Regions from separate parts of the Homo sapiens genome. Here region 2 is linked to region 1. A link is a loop called in an ENCODE intact Hi-C map of the cell type or tissue named here. Cell type or tissue: heart right ventricle. All regions are shown on one strand. Each heading gives the region's core, and the rest is flanking DNA. Links, peaks and the distances in the headings are about the cores only.

Region 1 (4,386 bases), core at 111-4,110:
ACCTTAGGTAGGCTCCTGGTTACAAAGGGAGGGCTAGGCCAACTCAGTAAAGTTTGGGCCCTGTACATAGCCCTGGTCAAACTGCCTGCAGGGCACACTCAGCTGGGCTCTTGGGGTGGAAGAAGTGAAGAACAAGGAAACACCCCTCACACCCATGCCTACCCAGCAGACCCGGCATGGGGCAGGTGTGCAGACAAGGTAAGTGTGTGCTGCATGAACAGGAGAACACCATGCAGATGCCCCTTAGTGCTGACAAAGCCAAGCTCGATTCCTGCAGAGCACTTTGCATGCATCCGGCATGCCCATGGGGGCCCCAGGTCATGAGGAGGTGCAGGGACCTTCCTGCACCTGAGGGTGCCGAGCGGGATGTGGCCCTGGGTGGGGAGGCTGGCCTGACCTTGGCAGGTGCACAGGCTCTGCCTTGTCGTTCAGGTGCAACCACCAACGTAGGCTCCGAGGCAAGAAGGGCGGGCTGGGAAGGCTCCTCTCTTCAGTGACTTGGTCTGGGTCTCACTTCTGCACAGCCCTATCTTACAGGAGAGGAGACCCAGCGCAGAGGCCAGAGAGACAGGAAAAGCGGAGGCAGGAGGATCCAACCCCAGGCCTGTCTGATGTCTGACGTGGGAGAATGAAGCATACATGTTTCTCAGAGAATAGACACTTTCTGCATTCTGGGTCCAAACTTAAAATCTCGGGCATTTTGGATGGCAACTCTCTTAAATGCAGCCAAACTTCTCCGACAGATGTTCTGCAGGACGAGCCATCGCCCCAGCTCTGCCTGCACCGTTGCCAGCTCCGTTCGTAGCCTTGCAGGCTCTGTGCGTAACGGCTGGAGTAGCAAGCTCACCCACGGTGGAAGCTGCCCCCTCTTCCACACCCACACTGTGCACTGCAGGGGCAAGGTCCTAGTGTTCCCAAATCTGGAGCTAAGTAGAGTTCAATAAAGGTGTGCTGGGCTGGGTGCAGTGGCTCACCCTGTAATTGCAGCACTTTCGGAGGCCGAGGTGGGCAGATCACCTGAGGTCAGGAGTTCAAGACCAGCCCGGCCAACATGGCAAAACCCTGTCTCTACTAAAACTACAAAAAAAAAAAAAAAAAAAAAAAAATTAGCCAGATGTGGTGGCAGATGCCTGTAATCCCAGCTACTTGGGAGGCTGAGGCAGAAGAATCGCTTAAACCTGGGAGGCAGAGGTTGCAGTGAGCCGAGATTGCGCCGTTGCACTCCAGCCTGGGCAACAGAGCGAGACTGTCTCAAAATAAATAAATAAATAAATAAATAAATAAATAAATAAATAAATAATATAGGTGTGCAGGAATAAATGAAGAGCTGTTAGTATCTGCAAATGCTGCAAGACTGCAAAGCAGGATTCACACTCGATTCCATTCCTAAATTGCCTCCTGGAAGAGAGTGATCCTGGGAGGACCCAGATCCTTGGCCTGGGAACTGAAGAGGAAAATGGATGACTGATGTGCTACTCAACCTTTAAAAATGGCTTTAAAACTAATTACCTAAGCCACGTTCAATCTGACAGGAGGTATTATTGGAGCTAGCGCATCAGTCAGATCACTTAATTACTTCATAAATCCTGGGTCTTAGCATAGATTTTAAAGCACTTTTACACAGAACACCATTGGAGCAGTTTTTTTCTTTTCATTTTCTTTTAAAGCAATTAACTTGCAGAGATTTGCAGGAGATTGAAATGAACACCACAGAAACGAAGCACCCTGCCCCAAGCACAGGTTCTTGGAATGCCTGTAGAGAAGTGAGGACTGCCTGCTTTTCTGGTCTACGCGTGTGTGTGTGCTGCACTGTGCCTGGCACTGAGGCTGGTGGTGACTGTGCACTCACAGGCCACCCTCACCAGACAACCAGGGAGTGGAAGATCCTGCCCATTTGAGATCAGTTCATACCTCGGCATCGACGAGGCTGACAGGCAGCTGACTCGATGCTGACGATGCTGACCAGACCTGCATTTTCCTGGCTGACCAGCCCTGCATTTTCCCGGCCTCTAGAGCTCTGAATCCTGGAGCTAGAGGGCAACCTAGGTCTTCTCTGTCACCTTCCCAGGCTGAGGTCCCCAACAGGCACTATCAGCTTGACCTGAACATTCAGTGCTGGGGCTGGTCCTGCCTCCCTGTGTACACAATAGCGTCATAGCGTGCAGGCAGGCTGGGCTTCCCTCTCCACCCATGCACTGATGAGAAGCCTCGGCCAGCGGCCGTCCTGCCCACCTGGCGTGGCCTCACAGGCATGCTCTGGGGGTAGGTCTTATTGCGAACAATGCCTACGTTGGGTCCCGGGTCTTTGGGCACAGCATAACCAGTGCCTTGGTGAGCTCTGGGTAGACACGGATTTTCACCCTTCCTCCTAGGGGGTGCTTCCTGGCTCTCTGGTGGTTGATAGAGATCTTCTCAGACTCTCCTCCACACCTCAATGCCCGTCCACTGCAGGCCCCCATCCACACTGACGCCTTCTGTGGGCACCAGAGCATCCTCCCAGAGGCAGCAGGCCCTTTCCTTATGTCGGCCTGGCCAGGAAGCTCCCACCTCTGCTCTGCACTCATGGAAGGGCCCAGACCTGCCCCTGGAAGGAGGGGAGTTAGGGCAGGTCATCGCTGAGGACTGTCTCGGCCTGACATCCCCGTCGCTTGCCCAGTGGATCGGGTGGGGAAGCCTGGCTCGTCACTGCTGAGCCCCTCTGTGGTCCCTCCCAGGGCCTGGGGAGCAAGGCCAGCCCTGAGAAGTCTCACCCCTGGGGGTAGGCGGAGTAAGGCAGGTCATATGTGGGCAATGCCTGGCACTTCATTCTACAAAAGGACAGCCGTACCCTTGGGGCAGTCGCCATCTCCTAATGGCCTGTATTTTCTATGCTACTAAGATAAAAAAAAACAAAGTGACACTGGGGAACTCCTGAGAATCTGGCCTTAGGCAGACCCTTCCTCACAAGCCCTTCCTTGTTTCTTTCAGCCGGAAATCCCTGTTTGCTCCACTGAACTTGGGGCACTCCTCTGGGTCACTGGTGGCCCTTGGGCCCTTGTGCATGGTACTATTGGTTCCTGAAATCCGAAATGTTCCCAACTAGCCTGTGGGCTCCTCAGGGGCAGGAACTGTGTCTTGGAGCCTCTCTGTGCCCGAGCACTGGCATAGCATCTGGCACATGGCAGGACCTCTGCAAAATGCATCGGAGACATGTCTGTTAGGATACGCAGACCTCCCATTTTGACATTTCAGGAACAGCCGGAAGAGGTACCATTCATCTGGAGGCTGAAGAGGGCTTATCCTGGATCAACCTCAAAAGCACTGGGCCCATACGCCAACCTGGAAAGGGCCGCTTGGCCTTTGTTTGAGCCCCTCTGACCCCTTTTGGCTTCACTCCATCACTCCCTTCCCTCACCCTGGGAGGATCCAGCCGCCATGCTGAACAACAAGCTCAGAGGCTGGCCCTGGAATGAAGTGAGCAGGGCAGGTTGGGGAGACTCAGTTGCAACTGCAGTGTCCCATGTGAGGGCCACATGGATTTCCACTGTGGAGAGATGCTGGTGGGACCCAGGCTCCCAGGCTAGCTCTCACTGTGCTTGGGGAGGATGCACAGAGCCTGTGGGTGACAGGAAGGCGCCCGTCCTCCCCACACACAGCAGGGAGGGCTTGCCGTGCGTCAGCTGTGGCAGGACGCATGCCTGTACTTGCTGTTTCTGGACCACATTCAGGAGTGGCAGTTGTCTACAGGGTAAAGCTTGCATGGAATGAACTGACTCCAGACGCCCTTGCAGGAATGTGCATACTCTCTGTGATGACACTGGAGAATGTGTCCCCGCCCCCCAAATTCCAGTAGGCCCTAGAAGGTCAGAGCTGGAAGGTACCACAAGGTGTTTATTCTGCACCCGTCTCAACCTTCTGAAAGCAAAGATCCAGTTTCTACCCACGCTGAGGGGTGGAGATCGACCTGTGTCAAGACTTCATTTGGGGCTACCCTCAGGAAGTATTTCTTGTATCCACTAATCCTGTGTCCTCTGTAGCACACAGAGCATCTGGTCATGTGGTGGTTACAGAGGGTTCCAACTGGACTAATTAATCCGCCAACACCTATTGGGCACCTATCATACACCATGCAGCAGGAGGCTCTCAGGGCACAGCAGGACCGGAAGGAAGGAAGGCTGCAGATGGCAAGCCCATCAGTGCTAAGGCCAAGGCCAGAGCTGCTGAGTGCCATGCAGGCAGCAAGCAGGGAGCTGATATGGCAGCATCTGGCTGGGCAGGAAGCAGTGTGGCAGGTGCACAGGTGTGCAGGGCATGCGGTTCCGTGCTGTGCACCACTGCAAGCCTAAAGCTCGCTCAGCACCCACACGCAACAGGCTCCAAACGTGTGAATCACTGTTATATAAACAG
Region 2 (4,386 bases), core at 188-4,187, 220 kb after region 1:
GCCCTCTGCCTGCCTCCCACAGGCATGACACTGTTGCCTCCACCGCTGCAGAAAACCAAGTGCCTTCGCCACCATCTCTGTGGTCAGAGCAGAATGAAAGCAATCGGAGCAAGACCTCAGCCTCACCTCCCTGTCCAGGTGACATGCATCTGGCTGTCAGGCCCTTACTGACAGCCCAGAGGCAAGTGGTTCTGAGAAACGTGGGCTTGAACTTTCCAGCCCCCCAGAGGATATCCCCAAGGATGCTGGAGTGGAGGGGCGGTGGTCCAACATCTGCCACACTCACCGCAGTGCCCACCCCTGCCAGGACTCACTCCTTTGAACCCATAAATAACTTTGATCATATCTCCCAGGAACGTGTATATATGTATATGTGTGTGGGGTACATATGTGTGTGCATGTGTGTCCCCTTGTGTAGAGGGTCTGTGTGACTGTGCCAGGGGGGAGAGAGAGACACACACACGCAGTGATAGAGAGAGACAGAGAGAGAGAGAAAGACAAAGAGCCCACAAAGGGGCTGTGCGTGGGGAGCCAGCAGCTGACCCCCTGCCCCCCTCCCCACTTCTTGATCATGGTTTTAACCTCCTTGAAGGCAGGAGATAGGGATGGACTCACTTCCCTGCACAGAGCAGGAGGCTCAGTTCCGTTTGCTGAATGGCGCGGCTGGAAGTGCTCTGGGGGAAGGAAATCAAAGAATATAAGGAAACACAAAGTGGGGAAGGGAACTGACTTTCACAGACAGCTGCATGGCAGTTCATTTAGATGGGGTCAGGTTTTGGCCATCAAAAAAAGCTAGGAAAAACCTTCCTTTCAGAGCTCTTTGACCTTCGGAATCAGAGAAAAGGGATTGTCAGACGTTGCTGTTTTGAGTTATTTCTGGTTTCCCACTTAATTCTCACAGGTCTCAAGGTTGAGCAACTCATTTTATAGGAGAGAAAACGGAGGCTGGGCCAGAAGGACTGTCCTGGGATTGTCGTGGCAGGTGTGGGCTGAATGGAATGGCTAAGCCTCTTCCAACACTGTTCAAACACCCCTCTGTGGAGGAAGAACTGGGAGTCGGGGGCCAGTGCTGCTGTCCCGGGGAACTCCGAACATACACCCCAGATTTGTATTCAAGACTCATTTGTCACTCATGACTCATTTCCAAGTGATGGAATTCCAACTCACAATAGCTTATAAGTTTAGGGGCAGGTGGGGGACTTATTGCTTTGAGTCATGGGGACTTCCAGGAAAGCACAGCGCTTCAGGCATAGCTGGACCCAGGGGGTGGGCAGCCTGTTGCCCAGCAGCTCCAATGAAGGCAATGACTGGCCCAGCTTCGATGGTCTCTCCCCATCCCAAGGAGGGTCAAATTATCTGACTGGCTGGATCTGAGTCACGTCTCAAACTCTGTCACCAGAGGTGGGGTCAGTGCCAACTAAAAGGAAGGAGGGTTAGCCTCCTAAAGACAGCTGGCCAGACAAAAGACATACCGGCAAGGCCACACCACGCACTCACTAACTTGAGCCCCAACTTGGCCTGACCCCCGCAAAGGAGAGAGGGATTCTTTCTGAGACCAAAAACCCTTTCCCAGGTGGAGCACTCCTCTCTAGCAGCCATTTCTCTCCTTAACCGGAACATCACACTCGGCACGTCTGCAAGGGCATATTAAAGTATAAAAGCCACAGAAACAAAATTGAAAATAAAATTTATGACCCTTTTTCGAGCCAATATCCTAAAGCTGACCAAGATAGCCAACCAGATGTGGTCCCGTAAATTGCGGGAGAAGTGTAACGGGCACTTCTATGAAAGCACACACATAGAGGGGGACTCTGCTCATTTCCTAGGTCCCCGGGGAATGGATGAAGAATGTCTCAAAGATCTCGCTTCAGACAGAGAGAAGAGGTGCACTTGCCAACAATCAGCTCATCTCTTCCTTATTTCTGCTAAACTCGTCAAAGCTCGTCTGTTTCAGCTCCTCGGGCCACCTCAGCAGGACTGTTATTGCTACAGAAAAGTTCTGATACGGCCTGAGAACTTCTGTTTCTCTGGCTTAGAGATGTAGGTGGAGGGGCAAATATCTGAGTCCGATTCTGGTCAAGGATGTGCCATTCTTTTTCTTCCCTTTTAAGTCTTTTATTTGCATCTATTTTATGCTGAACTTCTTCCCACGCCGTAAATGTTTGTTTCTTCAGATTCTTCTGGGATACATTTTCTTCTGTGCAACCTCCTTTTCTGGCTTGGGAACAAATTTTCTTTTTTTCTTCAGCAAGGATCACCTCATGGGAGTTCATGTATGGGTTAATCCCACCGTGAGTTCTGTAAATATGGTGGTGCCAATATCTTGGGTACTTTGTTCACCTAGACATGTTCGTTGACCAGAGAATTTACATCTAAACCCTTAAGTTCAGCATTACTCTCTGCATTTTTAAGCAGGTGTGGCAAAAATTCCATACTCTTTTGGATCCTTGGTATCTAATATCTTGGGTACTTTGTTCACCTAGAGATGTTCATTGACCAGAGAATTTATATCTAAACCCTTAAGTTCAGCATTACTCTCTGCATTTTTAAGCAACTGTGGCAAAAATTCCACACTCTTTTGGAGCCACTGACCCTGCATCCAGCCCTACTGTTGGCCTGGGCACACCTCTCAACTCCACCATCATAAGACAGAATGACACACATTGCTTCGGTTAAGATACACCTTTCAGACACTTGGTGGCTTTCCAGATACACACACCTGTCATGGTCTAGGAGTGTTCTTAAAGTGAACACAAAGATTTAAAACTCTTGATGTGCATGATTTTGTGGGGGTTTTCTGCGTCAAGTGAACAGTAAACCACTTTCACAGGTCACCAGAGACCGCTTATAGGCAGAGCTCCCATTCTCTTTAGATGTAACCTTCTCCTCTGGTTGGATGGAACAGGGGCCATGGTAAAAGTTGCCCACAAGACCCAGAAATGCGTGCGTGAGTGCATGCGCGCGCGCGCGCGCACACACACACACACACACACACACACACACCCATGGAGAGCCTCTCCAACAGAGCAGAGGGAAGACAGGACAGACTCTTCACATGGAAGGCTCAGAACATTCCACAGGGCAGTGGCCAACTTTCCACTATAGCAGGCCTGTTTCATGTCCAGCTAACACCTCTTCTCTATCGTTTCTTGCTAAGAGAATAGTGTCTGACGACAATGTGCTCAGGAACGAGGAGTGAATTATGAGTCCCTCCACCAGTGAGTTGAGGGGTAAGGGTAGAGGTGAGCATGTGACCAGTTCTGGCCAATGAAACACAAGGATAAGTCTTCTAGGAAATTATGGATTCATTTTTTACCCTGATTAGAGAGGGGCAAGGGGGAAAATGTTCCATTTTTGCTGTCTCCTTTTCTCCAGCTTTGTGTGCATGGCGTCAGGCAGTGCTGCTTCAAGCTGCTGCAACTATCAGACCAGAGAATCCCAAAAAAGCCAACTTAGAACGAAGGATCCACTGTGAAACTGCCCACCTCTCTGCTTCCTGATAGGTTAGATAATAGTACTTGCATCATATGAGATAGTGTTATATTCTGTTACTTGCTGCTCAGAGGTACCAACAGCTATACTCATGGTTGCTTCTCTGACTTGAGACAGAACTGGGATAAGACGTCACACCAGTGCCCATCCTACTTACTTGGAATTCCACTTTAGAAGGCTTTCCACACCTGTTTGGAGCATTCACCATGTAACTGATACATGCCTTGGGCTCACATCTCCACTTCCATCCAGACATGTTAGGGATAATTCTTGTGGCAGTCACCATGGCCTTGTGTCTAACACTATTTAGCACAACTACATAATTTTGCATTTCTTTTGCTTTTTTTAAAAATTAAACTTTTTATTTTGAGCTAATCATAGGTTCTTCTGCAGCTGTAAGAAATAATATAGAAAGATACAATGAACGCTTTACCCAGTTTCCCCCAGTGGTAGCATCTTGCAAAACTATAGTACAATATCACAACCAGGAAATTGATATTGATAAAGTCAAGATACAGAACATTTCCATCTGCACAGGAGTCCTCCATGTTTTACTTTTACAGCCACATATACTTCCCTCCAGCCCCCACCCCCGCCACACTCAGTCCTTAAACCCTGGCAATTGCTAATTCATTATATGTTCTCCATTCCCATAATTTTATCATTTCAAGGCTGTTACATAGATAGACTCATACAGTAGGTAACCTTTTGGGTTTTTTTCAGTCAGCATAATATTCATCCTGGATATTCATCCTAGTTTTTACATGTATCAGCAGTTCACTCCTTTTTATTTCTGAGTAGTATTGCATAGTATGACTGTACCACAATTTGTCTAACCATTCACTCACTGAAGAACACCTGGGTAGTTTCCAGTTGAGGCTGTTATGAATAATG

What was found. A loop is a pair of places that touch in the nucleus more often than their neighbours do. Peaks named below come from ENCODE experiments on the same cell type or tissue, not always from the same donor. Only the 100,000 strongest peaks of a DNase experiment are listed, where the experiment ranks them.
Region 2: it touches region 1 in a loop (11-fold over the local background); 4 of 110 quality-filtered maps call a loop at or near these places.

What each region holds. Positions count from the first base shown.
Region 1 is chr15:101,355,425-101,359,810 of GRCh38, forward strand. All of the region lies in intron 13 of PCSK6 (proprotein convertase subtilisin/kexin type 6), which reads right to left. Among named protein-coding and RNA genes, the nearest start is that of PCSK6-AS1, 23 kb to the left of the region's middle. RefSeq lists enhancers at 1,792-2,735, 3,680-4,386. In heart right ventricle, for the core only: a CTCF peak has its summit at 2,016; DNase peaks (open chromatin) are centred at 2,127 and 3,719; H3K27ac peaks cover 2,608 bases.
Region 2 is chr15:101,578,747-101,583,132 of GRCh38, forward strand. No RefSeq gene overlaps it. Among named protein-coding and RNA genes, the nearest start is that of LINC02348, 33 kb to the right of the region's middle. RefSeq lists an enhancer at 544-1,743. In heart right ventricle, for the core only: no CTCF peak of the experiment used is centred there; no DNase peak of the experiment used is centred there; H3K27ac peaks cover 552 bases.